2 separate regions of the Homo sapiens genome follow, and region 1 is linked to region 2. The links are chromatin loops, found by intact Hi-C in ENCODE. Cell type or tissue: B cell. All regions are shown on one strand. Each heading gives the region's core, and the rest is flanking DNA. Links, peaks and the distances in the headings are about the cores only.

Region 1 (8,328 bases), core at 55-8,054, 50 kb after region 2:
TCCCTGAATTTGTATTAATTGGTTTCCTAAAACTAAAATGAAAACAGCAATGAAAACCTGGCTGTCACTTACAGATCTCTGTGTTGTAGTAGCCAGCTGTGGATGAACAGTATCCAGAAGTGACAGATGTAACAAACTCCAGAGGTAAAGGCAGGCCAGTGTGAGGTACAATTCACTGCTCCCAAGCCAGGCTAGGGCTCCCCTTGGTAATAGCTTTTGGCTGCTCTGGTGGCCTGTGCTGGAGCTTAAGTTGGAACCCACAGGACCTTGATGCCCACATCCTGGGGATGAATGCATCCCTTTAGCCCCAGCAGTTTCTCTCCCTTCTTTCAAGCTCCTTGTCCCCACCAAGTTCATCCTTATAACCAACTAAATATACCCTTTTTAAGACTCTCAGCTCTTTGACATAAAGAACCTACCCTGGCCGGGTGCAGTGGCTCACGCCTGTAGTCCCAGCACTTTGGGAGGCCGAGGTGGGCAGATCACGAGGTCAGGAGTTCGAGACCAGCCTGGCCAACATGGTGAAACCCCATCTCTACTAAAAATACAAATATTAGCTGGTCATGGTGGTGGGTGCCTGTAATCCTAGCTGCTCAGGAGGCTGAGGCAGGAGAATCGCTGGACCCCATCAGACAGAGGTTGCAGTGAGCTGAAATCCCACCATTGCACTCCAGCCTGGGCAACAGAGCAAGGCTCCCTCTCAAAAAAAAAAAAACAAAAAAACAAAACAAAACAAAACAAAACAAAAGGAAAAAAAGAAAAAACGTACCCTTTTCAGTCTCTGTAGAGTAGAAGATATCAATGGCTTTTCCCATTTTTGCTGAAAGAGCATTCTTGGAAGGCAATGTTCTCATTTGCTGGTAATCTATCCCAAAGAATCAGGCACATCTTGTTGCAAAATCTTGAACCTTTAAGGTCTCTTGGTTTTGGCTTTCATCTTATGATTCACTTAAATCAGGGCCACACAAGGTAGACATTTAAATAAACTCATGAATGTTGATGCCATTCAAAAGCACAGTTTCCTTTATGTCTTAGGTGTGCATTCTCAGTTACTGTTCTTTATAACAATTCCCTTCAGATACATAAGGATTACAAGTTACTGTGTTTTAGTACAGTCTTGCTGGAAATAGCCCCAATGCTGATGATCTGTGTTCCACATAATCATGGCCAACATTTCATGGCTAATCCTATCACGGAACAGACAATTCTGTGGGGAGATGACTTAGGCAAGTTCAGGTGCAGTTAGCTGACCTGCCCACATGGACGGGAGATACTCATCCTATTTCTACTAGACAATGCCATGCAGAAACACAGCATCTCCATTAGGTGAGCTGATCCTGAACAGTTCCTTTTTAAATTAAAATCTAGATGGGCATCCTTGCTCTGCCGAAAGTTTCAGAGCAGCCCTTTCAAATAATCTGTAAGGCTTAAGTAAGCAGTGAGGTTCTGACACCATTAACAACACAGGGCTGTTTGCAAAGCTATAGCTTTAGATATGCATTCCACATGCTGTTTTTCAGTGGCTAAGGAGGGCTGCATTAAGTCTTCCACACATTTTTTTCAGTTCCCCACACAATTGCCTGTGAAAACAGCCAAATTCCTTAAACAGAGCAAAATCAACTGGTTATTTCAAGGACCTATGGTTGGACAAAACTTAAAGGTTTTATTATTTAGCCAGAACATGAGAGGGATGGCTGGGGTAATGTGCTGATCCCTGGAATCTGATATCACTCTATAAACACTCAAGTTTTTTTCTCTCCTTCTAATATTGCCTCTTTAGAGATTAAAACCCTGTGTACCACTGATGTTATGCTGGAAGATTTGTTTCACCAATTCCTATTGTTCTGTAGCTTGAGGATTTATGCCCAGGAGTGAAAAAGTTAAAGTGACAGGCAAAGAAAAGGCAGAGAAGTGTCAGTATATCAACAACACTGCCAGATCTATCACATTAGAATACAGCTCTGCAGGTATTAGCTCAAAGCCCAATTGCCATAACAGACTGTTATGATTCCATTTATTAAAAACTCAGGAAAATGCAAACTAATCTACAGTGATAGAAAACAAACCAGTGGTTATGTGGAAATGGGGATGGATGGGAAGAGGGAGGAAACAGGTATTACCTAGGGGTTCAAGGAAACTTTTGGAAATAAAGAGTATGTTCACTACCCTGATTGTGATAACGGTTTCATGGATGTATCTTATGTCAAAGCTTATCAAAGTGTATACCTTAAACACATGCAAATTATGTTAATGATACTTCAATAAAGTTTTTTTTTTTAAAGACCAATAAATCTGCAGGTCAGGAAACTGTCTACTTGGGTGGCCATAGTAGAAAAACCATACCACACTGTTTAACTGAAAGAGTAACCCAACTCCCTTTCCCACTGAGGCTACACAAAAGGGTAAAATGTAAGCGTGATGAGCTTTGGTGTGAATTAGGAGAATAAAAAGTGCAGAATGAACCACTTCCCTGAAGTCTGAAGGGTCTGTGGCATCAGGGCAGGGGCCTGCCCTTTCAACTCCATCCCCAGATGTCTATCAGGTACCAAAGGCTGCTTCCATAGCTAGTCTAGCTGAACCATTTCCGAGCTACAAGGCAGTGAATGAAAGTAAAAACAAAGAAACACTGGTTAAATTTTAAAAATTTATTCTTTCTCTTTTGTTGCTGTTGATTTGTTCTTGAGATGGCTACAACACCAGACAGAACAGTGCCCTCATATCTGATGGCTGTGAAGGGCTGCACTCCTTTGAAACATTAAGATCTGCTTTGGGCTTCCCTCTTCGGCCTCACCCTCCCCTTAAAATCAAGTCATTTCCACACTTTTTAGTAACATACTAAATGACACATCATCCCTTGTTAGCCCTGTAAACATTTTTTCTCCACACACCCTCCCTCTTTTTTTCTCTCATGTCTGTGGGTGAATAATTCACTAAGAAAAAAACCTTAAAAAACAAAAACTTACACATTTATATCCTGCACTCCCCACCCACCCGCCCACCCCAGTTTTGGCTCTTCTCTCCAAGGCAGACAACAAACTGATGTGGATTGGAAGTGGACTGAGAGAATGAACGGGGTCAGGGTTCAGATATCCATAAATTCTGACCCTGGCAGGTCCCGAGCATCACCAATGTGACCACGATAGAAAGCAGAACAAGTTCCTTGCTTACTCCTCCTTGTCTAAACAACTCTAAAGGTGGGAAGAAACAGCTGGGGAAGGTAGAAGAAATTTCTACTCATTTGCATTTAAAAGGAGGGGAGAGAGAAAGAGAAGGAAGGGTAGGAGAGGAAAGAGAGGACAAAACAATAGAAAACCTGAACAAATGACCCTGACCCTCTTCTTCCAATTGCAGCTATTTAATTCATGTGAATCCCCACATTATCCCTAAGTAAATATTTTGTTTCACAGAAAGCTTGTCCTTTTGTTTTTCTGTGTACACGTGCGCACTGGCGCTTGTGCGTGTATGTGTGTGTGCGTGCATGTGTCATTTGCTACCAGGTGAATGTTTCAGTTCTGGTTTCTGTTTAGTCTTCCTTTTTTTTCTTTTTTCTTTACTTAAAATTATTTTTCCTTTTAGAAAGTTCACCAGGAAACCAGCTCCCCTCCCACCACGCCGGGCAGGCCACAGCCATCTTTTTAAAATCCGCGCTGATTTTCCCTCACACCCCCAAACAGGAACTCCTCAGGATGGCCTCAGAAGGCTGGAGTCTCTCCCTGTCTGGCGGGACACCCTGGTGGCGGTGAAGGCCCCTCTGCCACAACGGAGGTTTCTGATTGTGGGACACAGTCTGGTTTTTGTTTTCTTCCTGTCTTCTAATTAAAAAAGACATTCCTGACAAAAGAGATAAGACAGTCAATAACTGCACCAGAAAATAGAGCATTTAGTAAAATCAACCTTAAGGCAGAGGTTTCTATATTTCCTCAGGTACCTCATTCTGAAGTCTGCCAATAAGAACTCAGAAAAAATAAACAAATAAATAAAAGTCTGGCGTTTTAACTTGTGGGTTCAAGGGAGCTACTGCTTTAATGAGACACCGTCTGCAGTGTGCTTCCAATGCTGAGTGTGCTGTGGAAACAAGGGATGATGTGTCAGGAGGGCAAAGAGCCAGCAGGTCCAGGCCTCCCATTCCAAAGCAACCAGGGAAGCTTTGCCTCAGTCTGCTAAATCCCACAGGCTTCATGTCGATTTTATTTTGAAAGAAGGCTTTGCCTACTAATAACAGTTGAAAACAAAACAAAACAAAACACCAATTTAGATGCTATCGAAAGGATACTGTATTAAGCGGAGTGGTTCAAAGTGAGGACTCTGGTACCAGAATATCTACATGTGAATTCTGGCTCCACGAATAACTGTCAGGCAAATTGTTAAACATTGTTGAACCTCAATTTCCTCATTTGTAAAATGGGAAAAATAGTAACAAATCCAGAAAAGCAGATGAGGATTATCTTAGTTAATACATCTAAAACACTTAAAACAGTGCCCTGACACACAGTAAGGGCACAATAAAAGTTAACCATGAACACCTACAGCTGTCCATGAGCAACCTTATGAGGTGTATCAATGTCAGCTAACCCAGACACCATGCAAAACCAGGACATCCCAAATGATATTATTACTCATTAAAACAATCAAAGTTGAGAAATGATTTTGGGTGTGGCAAGGCACTGCTGAACATCACTTTTACCTATGAATGCATTTAACACAGAAACTACCAGTGAGTGCTACAGATTCATCAAGAATTGCCTCCTGGGAGAAGAAACTCACCTTGAGACATCAAAGGGTGGGCTTAGAGGAGAGCTACCTTTCTTCTCTCCATCAAGAAACTGGCACCCAAATTCTACTACCCACTCCTTTCAGCTAAGCTTCTTGCTTTGCTTCAGAACCAGGAGACGGAAAGCACGTGGAGAAAAGTGCTCATCGGGAGCCAAAGATGCTCCTCCTCTCCTGTAAGGGCCAAGCATCCCTAACAGCTGAAACTTTTTGAACGCTGATATGACCCTCAAGCGAATGAGCATTGGAGCATTTTGGATTTTGGATTTTTGGATTAGGAATGCTCAACTGGTGTGCATTCTGCAAATATTCCAAAATCCCAAAAAATCCAAAATTGAAAAACACTTCTGAAAGTGTTTTTTCCTCCGAAATCCCAAGCATTTCGGATAAGGGATATTCAATTCATACCTCCTGCCCTGGTCAAAACCTGGCACTTCAGCATTCAGGTCATAAAAGTGATAAGAATAAGCTCTTTGCTCATTACATCTGGAGGGTCAGTTTTAGGAGACTGGCACCACATATAACAGTCAACTTGAGGTTGTTTTCGCCAAAGTGGCCAGGTTAAAAATACTTATTTGTTTGTTGCCATGTACACTTACCATCTTAGAAGTGTCTGTAAGGGGAAGGGGGAAGAAAATGTTTCAATGCACTGTGTAACAGTTACTTTCTTATGGAGGTGAAAATGGTACCCCAAAGACACTGACAATTACTGGCTGCCCAGGCCCAAGAAAATCCGGGCCCTGTATATTCCAGCTGTTCACCACAGTTAAACTGCTGAGTCCTTCCCTGACTCTAGCTATAAGACTGGTCCCATGATAGGCATTAAAACCTATCCCCATTCCCAGGCATCCCCAACAGTCCGACAGTCCGGACAAAAGCTGGGAACTATGTATCCTCACCTGGGTGACAGGCACAGTGCAGGAGTGTGAGCTATCGAAACAACCTGGTGAAGTCTCGCAAGGCCCAGCAAACTTGTTTACATTCCTCAGCACTAGAAAAGAAAAGGTAGGTTGGTCCTTGACTGAGGAGAAAGACAGAATATGCTGAAAAACAACTGCAACATTGGGGCACACTGAGAACCGTCCCAACTCTGCTAGGAGCTCTCTCCATCGTCTCCTGAGCGATCCTGGCTTCAGATCTTTCTGTAATTCAGGGCAAAAATTATTATATATGAGAAAAGTTATAAGCTTGGTGGTCTTCAAAGGGTGTACTCTGGACACAAACTGCCCGAGTTTGAATCTTGGCTCCACTGTGCCCTTGAACAAGTTACCAATCTTTGTCTCAGTTTCCTCATCTATTAATATTATCTACTTCATAACACTGTTTAGAGGATTAAAATCGTCCACATACAGAGTGCTTATGAAAATAGAGCAGTGAACAAAATAGTATTCAATAAATGTAGGCTGCTACAACAACACTTGGTTGCTACGGCTCTCATAAGTTTCCTCATTCTCTTCCAAAGATAGATTTTGTTTACAAAGGCCGGTCTAGCAACTAAGTCTCCACCAGTCATTGATTTTCTAGTTGAACAGGCTGCTCAGGATTTCCTCCTGTGGGAGGAGGAGGGAGAGAGGAAAGGGTTAAAGCATGTAGAAAGAGAGACAAAGCAGGAGATGCCTATGTGATATGAATAGCCCAATATTCAACTGACCCTGTTTTTTCAAAAGCCCCCCGACCTCCCTTTGTCCAAAACTGTCACCAAGAAACCAGCTGATGCCAGCTTCATTCTACTGTATCTGTCTTCATAACAGTTTTTGCTAAATGAACATAAGGCTAAGCTAAAAGCTAAAGCAGTGGAGAAGGAAGCACTTCCTTTTTTTTTTTTTTTTTTTTTTTGATATGGAGTCTTGCTCATGTCATCCAGGCTGGAGTGCAATGGCACGATCTCAGCTCACTGCAACTTCCGCCTCCCAGGTTCAAGCGATTCTCCTGCCTCAGCCTCCCCAGTAGCTGGGATCACAGGTGCCCACCACCACGCCCGACTATTTTTTTGTATTTTTAGTAGAGATGTGGTTTCACCATGTTGGCCAGGCTGGTCTCGAACTCCTGACCTTGTGATCCGCCCGCCTCGGCCTCACAAAGTGCTGGGATTACAGGCATGAGCCACCGCGCCCAGCCAGGAAGCAATTCTTAATATGCTTGCCTTCCTGTAGCCCTCTCCCTGGCTCAACTAACTCAGATACCAGTGCCTACAGCCAAGGATTCAATGCAGATGAAAACACACTTTCCATCTCATAATGGTTAAACACCAGGGGAGGAAACTGCTCTAAGCGATCCAACAGAAAAGGTGAAAATAGAGCTATCCATTTAGGTTCCTACATCCAGATTTCCCCATCCATTGTAAGTTCTGAAACATCATTAAGAACCTTGACTTAGACTCCATGACTTGATTCAACAGAACATTCTAGAAACTTTCTTCTAGTCTCTCCATCCTAAAAATGTAATGAAAATAAGGCAGGTGGCCAGGCACAGTGGCTCATGCTTGTAATCCCAACACAGGGAGACCCCGTCTCTACAAATAATTTAAAACTTAGCTGGGTGTGGTGGTGCACACCTGTGGTCCCAGCTACTCACGAGGCTAAGGCAGGAGGATAACCTGAGCTGGGGAGGTTGAGGTTGCAGTGAGCCATGATTGTGCCACTGCACTCCAGGCTGGGCAACAGAGTGAGACCCTGTCTCAAAAAAAAGAAAAAAGAAAGAAAATGAGAAAGGTCTTTTGGCTTTATTGGAATTGCCATTACCTCTGTGGATTTAATAAGCTTCAATTTAAGTGTTACATTTCTCATTTTACTTCCAAATTAATACTGACTGTTAAGGAGGCAGCCAGGGTATGTGAGCCCATATCACTCATGCTCCCAATGTCAGGAAGGAGGAAGATCTGTAACCCAAGAGAAGTTGCTATGTGGTGTGTTATCACAAGGGACTAGGATAACAGAAAACCCTGAAAGTTAGGACAGTGCTGGAGACCGAGATTTTTTTGCTATCCTAATGTCTTACATGTTTTAAATTTTACCCTTCCTCAAGAGACTTCTGTTTTGTTTTGTTTTCAGAACAGATAGAAACAGGGTCTCATTGTGTTGCCCAGGCTGCTCGAACCTCTGGGCTCAAGCTATCGTCCTGCCTCAGCCTCCAAAGTGCTGTGATTACAGGCGTGAGTCACTGTGCCCAGCAGAGACTTTGGAAATGATAACTTCACAGCCTCCTTTGTGGCACATGAGAAAAAGTATTGAAACTGAAATGCAAGTGTGGGAGAACTTTAGTGCGATAGGGTGAAATGAGGGACAGGTGACACTGTCAACTTGGCTTCTGCCCCAATCCTATCTGCAAGTGCTTTGGTGTCAAACACTTCAGCCAAATGTTTAACTGAAGTGTCCTTGGTGGGGAGCCCATAGAAATGGATCAAAAAGCTCCTTGAGGCCGGGCGCGGTGGCTCACACCTGTAATCGCAGCACTTTGGGAGGCCAAGGCGGGTAGATCACCTGAGGTCAGGAGTTTGAGACCAGCCTGGCCAACATGGTGAAATCCATCTCCACTAAAAAGACAAAAATTAGCCGTGTG
Region 2 (8,328 bases), core at 33-8,032:
GAGAGTGACCTCTGGTTGTCCTCACTGCTATACTCCCACCAGGGCCATGATAGTTTACAAATGCCATGGCAATGTCAGGAAGTTACCCTATATGGTCTAAAAAGGGGAGGCATGAATAATCCACTCCTTTTTTAGCATATCATCAAGAAATAACCATAAAAATGGGCAACCAGCAGCCCTCAGGGCTGCTCTGTCTATGGAGTAGCCATTCTTTTATTCCTCTACTTTCTTAATAAACTGCTTTTGGCCGGGCGTGGTGGCTCACGCCTGTAATCCCAGCACTGTGGGAGGCAGAGGGGGGCGGATCACGAGGTCAGGAGATCGAGACCATCCTGGCTAACACAGTGAAACCCTGTCTCTACTAAAAATACAAAAAATTAGCCAGGCGTGTTGGCGGGCGCCTGTAGTCCCAGCTACTCGGGATACGGAGGCAGGAGAATGGCGTGAACCTGGAAGGCGGAGCTTGCCGTGAGCCAAGATCACGCCACTGCACTCCAGCCTGGATGACAGAGCAAGACTCCGCCTCAAAAAAAAAAAACACATAAACTTGCTTTCACCTTTCTCTATGGACTTGCCCTGAATTCTTTCTTGCGCGAGATCCAAGAACCCTCTTTTGGGGTCTGGATTGGGACCCCTTTCCTGTAACAATTGCAGTGGGGTTGGGTGCCCTGTAGCTTTCGCACAGAGTCCTTAGTCCTCAGCAAGCTGTCAGGAAGCTCCCATGAAACACAGCCCTCCTCAGGTGCCCCCACCTGGCCTTCACGGCTTACATGTCCCTACCTCCCCCAGGCTATTCCTTATATCTGGGGTACGTTCCCCTCTTTTTCCCTGCTCAAATCCTACTTACCCTTTGAGGCCTAAGTAAACACCACCCCACCCATGAAGATGTTCTAGATCTGTGCTGCCCGGTAGAAATACAATGTTAACCACTTATGTCATTTTAAGTGCTCCAGCAAATGTTAATGTTTTTTAATTTTTTGAGACAAAGTCTTGCTACATTGCCCAGGCTGGTCTCAAACTCTTGGGCTCAAGTGATCCTCCTGCCTCAGCCTCCCAAGGTGCTGGGATCACAGTCATGAGCCACCATGCTCAGCCTCACAAATATTTAAAAGTAAAACAAAACAGATGAAATTAATTTTAACAACATATTTCATTTGGTCCAATGTATCCAAACTGTTATTTCAACATGTAATCAACATATAATGGATTACTATTTTACATTCCCCTATTTCATAGGAAGTCTTTGAAATCTGGCATGTATTTTACACTTATGGCACATCTCATTTTGAACCTGGCCACATGTCAAGTGCTCAGTAGCCACAGGTAGTAGTGGCTGTGAATTGGACAGCACAGTTTTAGATGCCTCAGGTCAAACCGTGATTCCCCTACTCTGGAGCTTTTGCCGCTCGCCATATCCTGCCCGGTCTCCTTCTCTAGCCTGTGAGCTCCTTGAGTTCATTCACTAACCCGGGCTGAGCACCTCTTGGGCTCAGAGCTGGGCACGCAGATGAGCTCTGCCCAGCCCCCGCCTGCACAGCCCCCAGCAGACAGCGCCTAGGTCTTCTCCACTGGGTCCCCTCTCAACACCTCTGCGAAGTACTCCATAGAATGAGCAAATGAATACAGTGGGCCTGAGGGCAGGGAGGGGGACAGACCAGGAGCAGCCTCAGGACTCACCAGGCACCGGCAGATTCGGCAGGGGTCCCCAGGTGTTGTCCACTCTTGGCCATGTTCCCAGTGAGAGCCACCTTCTGTGCAGCCTAGGGTTGAGGGGTTGAGAAGAGGGAGGCCTGGTGGGAGCTGGCCTGGACCCCAGCCTCAGCCTGCCCGCCTTCCTTGTCCACATGCCCTCTGAGGGCTCTCTCCCGAGCCAAGACTAGATGGGGTCAGATCTCTGCCTAGATTCCCCAGTGGCTCCCAGTGCCCCAGGCAGGGTGAGGCCTCAGTTCCTTAGCCCGCCCTTTCTGGTCTTCCGTGGACAGAGCATAGCCACACCCATGTGCCCCACCTATCTCTGGCCCCTCGTCACCTCTCACACCTTCCCAGCCAACATTGCACACTCACCCTCCGTGTCAGGGCCACGCCTGTGCTTGATTTCTCCCCTCTTCCTAGAAGGCTCACTGCCTTCCTCAGCCCTTCACCAAGCTAACTTTTCTTTATCCTTAAGGGCCACCTGGGGACCAGCTGCCTCCAGGACGCTTTCCCTCCTGTGCCCAGGCTGGATTCGGTCTCCTTCCTCTGAATTCGCACACTAGCTGGTGCCTGCTTCTATTCCTGCCCTTGGCTGTTACAAGATTTTGCATTAGTGTATGACTCAGTGTCACACTCTAGGGGTCATCCCTGAGGGCTGACCCCATGTCTCATGATTGGGGAGCACAAAGTAGAAAGCAAACATTTATTAAGCTGCACTATGAGGCATGGAATATCATTATCTGCACCTTACACATGGGGAAATTGAGGAAGAGAGTCACACAAGCACTAGGTGGCAATGGCAGAATTTGAGCTCAGGCATTCCAGCTCCGCCACGGACCAAACCCACTGGAGGCCGGCAAGGTGGGCTCTGGAATTCAAGAAATGGCACGACAACCTACCTGTGGCTCTACCAGGGAGGGGCCAGGGGCTCTCACCTTGGCAGGTTGGGCAGCAGTGCCCAGGCCTCAGCACTGGCTCTGGGCAGGGGCTAGGCGGGCACTTCAGGGCCATGCAGCGAACTCGGCTCCTCTGTAATGCACCAGTGGCTGTGAGGCTTCAGGTCTGGCTCCCGCAGAGGGCTGGGTGGGCGGGTGTTGGGCACCCTCGGAGGAGGGGGGCACAGGGCAGGGATGGAGGGAGAACCTAGCTGGCTCCACCTCTCGGGAGGCATGTGAGGGGGCTGGAGGAGTGGCAGGCAGGGCCCAGGGCAGGGCAGGTGTCCAGGGAGGTGCAGGGCCTGGGCAGAGGGGACAGGTGGACTCACCAGGCAGGTGCACTGTAGACAAGGGTTGGAGCTGGACAGGAAGGTGACCCCCTCCTCATAAAGCTGCCCCTCATAATCACAGCCTGGGAAGGTTGGCAGGATGACAAGTGGGTCACCAGGCAGCAGGGTGGGTGGACATCACTTGAGGTAAGGCATGACCCCAAGTAGGTACTGGACCCTTGGGGTTGAAGGGATGGCGGGGCAGGGCAGGACAGGGCAGGAGGTCACCGGGCCGGCAGATGGGGCAGCACTCCCCAGGTGGGGTGCAGCTCTCCAAGCAGTTGAGCTCTGAACACGAGGGCCCCTGGCACTGCACGGCTCCTGTCTGCAGGGCAGACACTGAGCCAGCCCTCCCTTCCCCCACCATCCTCCCTCTTTCTCTCTCTCCTGCTCTCCCTCCTCGTCCCTTCCTGTTCCATCCCTCTCCTTTGCCAGAGCTGGCTTACTCTGCAGGCCTAGCAGGCTTCAGCCCTGATGCCTGGGCAGTGGCAGTAGCAGCCCTGCCTAGCCCCCACATTTGGGCTTGGCATGGTCAGGCCGGCAGTCTGCCCAGCAGCAGGGATGTGGGTGGTGGCTGATTCCTTTACCTGGCAGGTGCAGATGACACAGGGCCCTGGATGCCATGTTTCCCCAACCCCGTGGCCCTGGGGCAGCCTGGAAAACCAGGCCCAGACCCCCAAGTAAGAGACCCAAAGGACTGGGTGCCACATTAAAGGGGCACCATTCACGTGACAGACATCAGAGACTTTGATATTTACTACCCCTTTCCAGCAGATGGCAGTAAAGTGTCCGATAGGCACATCATCAGCATGGTTCCATTATTTTACAACAGATGGAAGTAGTGTCTTGAGGAAAGGGTGCCTTTTAAAATTTCACCAAAGACATCATATAGGCTAGCAGTGGCCCTGAGGCACCACGTGCCCTGAAGAGTGTGTGTGTGTGTGTTGGGGGAGCGGGGGTCAGGGGTCTTTTCTTTGTGTGTCTTTTCTTTGAGATCCATCAACCCCCAAGATTTTAGTCCTCATCTCCAGCCAGCACTCCAGGCTGCATTTCCAGACCCAACTGGTCTGAGTCCTTGTCCCACCTTTCTTACTACCAACTGAGACTCCTCTCTCGGAGGGGCTTCCAGATGAAATATAGGATGCCCAGTAAAATTTGAACTTCAGAAGAATAAGACGTCAATTTTAGTATAAGAATGTCCTAAATATTGCATAGGATATACCTATACTAAAAACTTACATGCCGTTTATTGAAATTAAGATTTAACAAAGCATTCTAGACTTTCATTTGCTAAATCTGGCAACACTATCACCTTATGAGCCAGTAACACCCCCCTGCATAGCCATGACCTCCTCTTCCTCCCAGCTCTCTTCATGTCCCCAGCACCACTGCTATCCTAGTGTCCCAAGCTCGGCCTCCACTATTCCAGGGGACCCAGCCAGTCACCGGCTCCTGCCCGTCCTTTAGAAACATCCCCCTTTCTCCAGCCCACTGCCATCCCTGGCTCCATGCCTAGACAACTGCTGTCACAGCCCCGACGCCTCTGTCTGCATCTAGCCCTCACCAGGTGAATATTCCTCAAGCGCCCCCTTGACCATGCCACACGCTGCTTCAGCCTTCAATACCCCCCACTGCCCATAGAAAAAAGTCCTAATTGCAAGGCTTACAGCAGCCTGTTCCCACTGGCCTTCCCACATGGACTTCCTGCAACCCACCTCTCTCCACCCTGTCCTTGTGCCCAGAGGAACCTCACGTACTCCCTCTCCTTCAGGTGGAACCCCACTTTCCCATGAAGACCCAGCTCAAAGGACCCATTGTCTGTAAAGGCCCCCTGACTGCCCAGCCTCGACGGGCTTCCCCTGCCTCCTGTGCCCTCCTCTGGCAAAATACACACTGCACTGCCTTCTACACCTCCTCTTAATCTGCTCATTGGGTCTTCAATCTTGTGGTAGCTTGGCTATGAGCTTATCTTCTCAACTAGATTGGAGGCTCCCTGAGGGCAGGAAAAAGATTTTGTGCCTGTTTCCCTATGGTCTCTGGCTCAGTCCCAGGCCAGAGCCAGTATTTGCTGATTTGTGCATGGGTTCTGCACTCCCCTGGCCACTGTCAGAGTGAGTGGGTAGGCACCCCTGGGCATGTCCCAGACTCACTGAGGTGGCAGGCTGTGTCTGTGGGCCAGAGAAGGCAAGCAGGAGGTGGGGCTGAGACTGGCAGGAGGCTGACCTGGCTTACAGTGCGGGCAGCATGCTCCTGGCTCAGGGCAGGGTCCTCTTGGGCATGGCTTCTGGTTGCAAGTGATGGTACCTTCCTGTGGGAGCAGACTGAGGTGGCTGCACAGACATCAGATTCCTGGAGGGCAGGGCCTCTGGAAGTAAAACCTCAGCCCAGGCTGGGACATGTCATAGGGGCAAGAGGATGAGTTGGCTCTGTGGATGTGGGCTACCCTCTGTGTAAAGGCAGAAAAGAGACATCCCGCCCCCACTCCCATCGTCTCCTGATGCTCTTAACCCTAGGAAACCATCTCTTCCAGGTGCCAGCACATTCCCCAGAGAGGGGAGATCCTAGGAAGAAGACCGAAGACTTTCTCAGGGAGGAAGGAGGAAGGAAAGACTGGGGGAAGGTGGATGTGGCAACTGGTGAGGGAGAATAGGCAGGCCAGGGGGTTCCGAAGTAGAAGATGGGCAGTGGAAGAGTGGGAGGTGATATAGGAGGACAAGCAACTATTAAGTTGGTGCAAAAGTAATTGCGGTTTTTGCCATTAAAAGTCATGTCAAAAACCGCAATTACTTTTGCACCAACCTAATACATTCTCTGCCCTCCATGCCACTGTTGGCCAGGTCTGAATTGAGTGGCTTGGGGACCCCCCAGTGTCCGTGGGCATTGAGCTCCTTTTCCTACTCGGAATCAACTGAAAGCCACCGTGGCAAGGTGTGGGAGTGGCAGGCAGAGCCCATTATGCGACATCTTGAGTGCCACGCTGCAGTGACAGGTAGCTGGAGAGAGGCAGACAGGTGAGGGATATCCAGGTAGGTCCTGGGAGCTTACCAGACAGCGGCAGGTGGTGCAGGCATCTGGGGAGAAGGTCTCCCCGTTGCCGTAGGTCTGGCCATTTTGGCTGCAGCCTAAGGAGACAGCAGTGTCACTCAAGCACCCCATGCCATCTGCAGGTCTTTAGGTGGCCCCAGTGGGCGGATAGGGTGGCACTTACCCCTGCAATGGGGCAGGTGTGCTTGGGGGCCACAGTGAGCGGCCCCATCCTGGCAGACGCAGGCTGTGCAGGCGTCAGGCTCCCAGCGTGCCCCCTCGGGCCAGGCACGCCCCAGCCCCCAGCACTGGGGAGATGCAGGGTGGCACTCACAGGACTCCAGCTGCCTCACCCTCGTCTGCAGGTCCTTATTCTGGAGGAAGGAGATGGAATAGCAGGCACTGGCTCAGCTTCCCCCACCATCTCCAGTAGAGATGAGGGGTGTGAAAATGAGGCAGGATGAGAAAGAAGTTCGCCAATTCCAGAGCAGAGATGGGTCCCCCTCGGTCAGCATCCAGCTCAAACGATCACCATTCTCAGGGGGGCACGGGCCCCAATCTCTCCTTTGGACAAAATGGGGACCCAACCCTTGCCCCAAGAATTAAAGACATCTTTACCCATCCAAAATATTTTTGATGATGCCTTATATAGAATGCATTCCATAACATTCCCCAAATACATGGAACAGTACGAAACACGAACTGACAAAACAAATAGCCTGGAGGTTCTTCATTTGCATGAAAGAATCAATGTTAAGAATTGTTCTGGCCAGGCCTGGTGGCTCACACCTGTAATCCCAGCACTTGGAGAGGCTGAGGCGGGCAGATCACCTAAGGTCAGGAGTTCGAGACCAGCCTGGCCAACGTGGTGAAATCCTATCTCTACTAAAAATACAAAAATTAGCCGGGTATGGTGGTGCACACTTGTAGTCCCAACTACTCAGGAGGCTGAAGCGTAAGAATCACTTGAACCCAGGAGGCAGAGGTTGCAGGGAGCTGAGATTGTGCCACTGCACTCCAGCCTGGGTGACACATGGTGACTCCATCTCAAAAAAAAAAAAAAGAAAGAGAGAGAGAGAAAGAGAGAAGAAGGATGGAAGGAAGGAAGGAAGGAAAAGAAAGAAAAAAAAAGAAAGGAAGGAGGGAAGGAAAGAAGAAAGGAAGAAAGAAAGAAGAAAGAAAGAAAGAAAGAAAGAAAGAAAGAAAGAAAGAAAGAAAGAAAGAAAGGGAATTGTTCAGATAAGAGCTCTATTTTAGGCTCCCCCCTCCAAGCCTAACTCCTTCTCTCCCTCCCACTATGAGAAGCCCTCCTTACCCAATGCAAACCAGCACTGTCTCCATGGTACCTGTTCTCTGAGCTCCATCACTGCAGCCTCCAGTCGCCCCAGCCACTCTCGCAGGGGGTGCCACTGCTCCTGGGAGTTCCCAGCAAGGACTGAGGAATGGGCAGTTGTCTGCTGCCCAGGGGGCTCCCTGGGGACAGCCCCACCTGAAGGGCACAAGAATCCCATGTGGGCCTGAGGGTGAGGGGCTGGCCTGGCCACATTTTCTGGGTTCTGTCTTCTGACCCACAGGGGAAGGGGGTCATCCTGTGCACCCTGCCCTCTCCAATTGCCCACCCACCATCCAGGGCCGGGAAGCCAGCACAGGCTGAAACGCAGGGGAAGGCCACAGACATGCGCCAGGTGGAGCTGCTTTCAGGGGTCTGGGGTCTGGCTGAGAGTCTTTTCAGGGAGAACATGAGCAGCCCCCATCCCCTGACTCTCTGCACCTGTCAGAAAGGCCACAACTTTTGGAGAATGTGCTCAGGGAAGGACAACTGCTCCCGCCCCCAACCCTGAGCACGGTTTTCCAGGCTTGTGACAGGGGTTCCTGGGGGCTCCCACATTGGGTGGGGTGGGCTTCAAAAGTGGGACTTGGCTGCATTTTCTGAAGGGTGTGAGAAATGTGCTGGCAAGGCCCCTGCTAACTTTGAACACACCAGATCCAGTGAAGACAGCCTGTCCCTGCTTCTAGAAGACACTATGTCCAGGAAAGAGGGACGGGGCACCTCTGAGCTCTGGCCTGGGGTTAGGGGCGGCCACTTTCACCTTTTCACTTTGATCCTTCTCCTGCAGCCCAGAAAGTAAAGGCAGGAGGGGAAGAGGCAGACATAGGTCCCTCCTCCAGGCAGGGATGGGCAGGGAAGTTGAGGGTCTGGAGCGGAGGCAATAGGAACAGAGAGAGGAGGAGGGAGAGGGATGGGTCTTTCCCACCATGGCAGCTCATTAGTGAGGCCAGGCCTGGAGTGGCTTAAAAGGGTTTCTCACAGACACTAGGCCTGTGAGACAGGGGAACAATGTCACCCA

What was found. Peaks named below come from ENCODE experiments on the same cell type or tissue, not always from the same donor. Only the 100,000 strongest peaks of a DNase experiment are listed, where the experiment ranks them.
Region 1: it touches region 2 in a loop (7-fold over the local background); 12 of 110 quality-filtered maps call a loop at or near these places.

What each region holds. Positions count from the first base shown.
Region 1 is chr7:128,951,555-128,959,882 of GRCh38, forward strand. TNPO3 (transportin 3) reads right to left here. Exons shown (of 23, transcript NM_012470.4): 22 at 5,670-5,761; 23 at 2,631-3,831. The coding sequence ends at 5,701. Among named protein-coding and RNA genes, the nearest start is that of IRF5, 18 kb to the left of the region's middle. In B cell, for the core only: a CTCF peak has its summit at 3,756; a DNase peak (open chromatin) is centred at 3,497; H3K4me3 peaks cover 1,032 bases; H3K27ac peaks cover 4,497 bases.
Region 2 is chr7:128,901,100-128,909,427 of GRCh38, forward strand. It overlaps KCP (kielin cysteine rich BMP regulator), which reads right to left. Exons shown (of 40, transcript NM_001366122.1): 2 at 7,327-7,469; 3 at 6,165-6,354; 4 at 6,002-6,078; 5 at 5,180-5,264; 6 at 2,957-3,039; 7 at 2,628-2,721; 8 at 1,678-1,760. Among named protein-coding and RNA genes, the nearest start is that of KCP, 5.4 kb to the right of the region's middle. RefSeq lists enhancers at 2,754-3,259, 3,260-3,764. In B cell, for the core only: CTCF peaks have their summits at 3,729 (motif pointing right) and 3,930; DNase peaks (open chromatin) are centred at 3,062 and 3,732; H3K27me3 peaks cover 906 bases.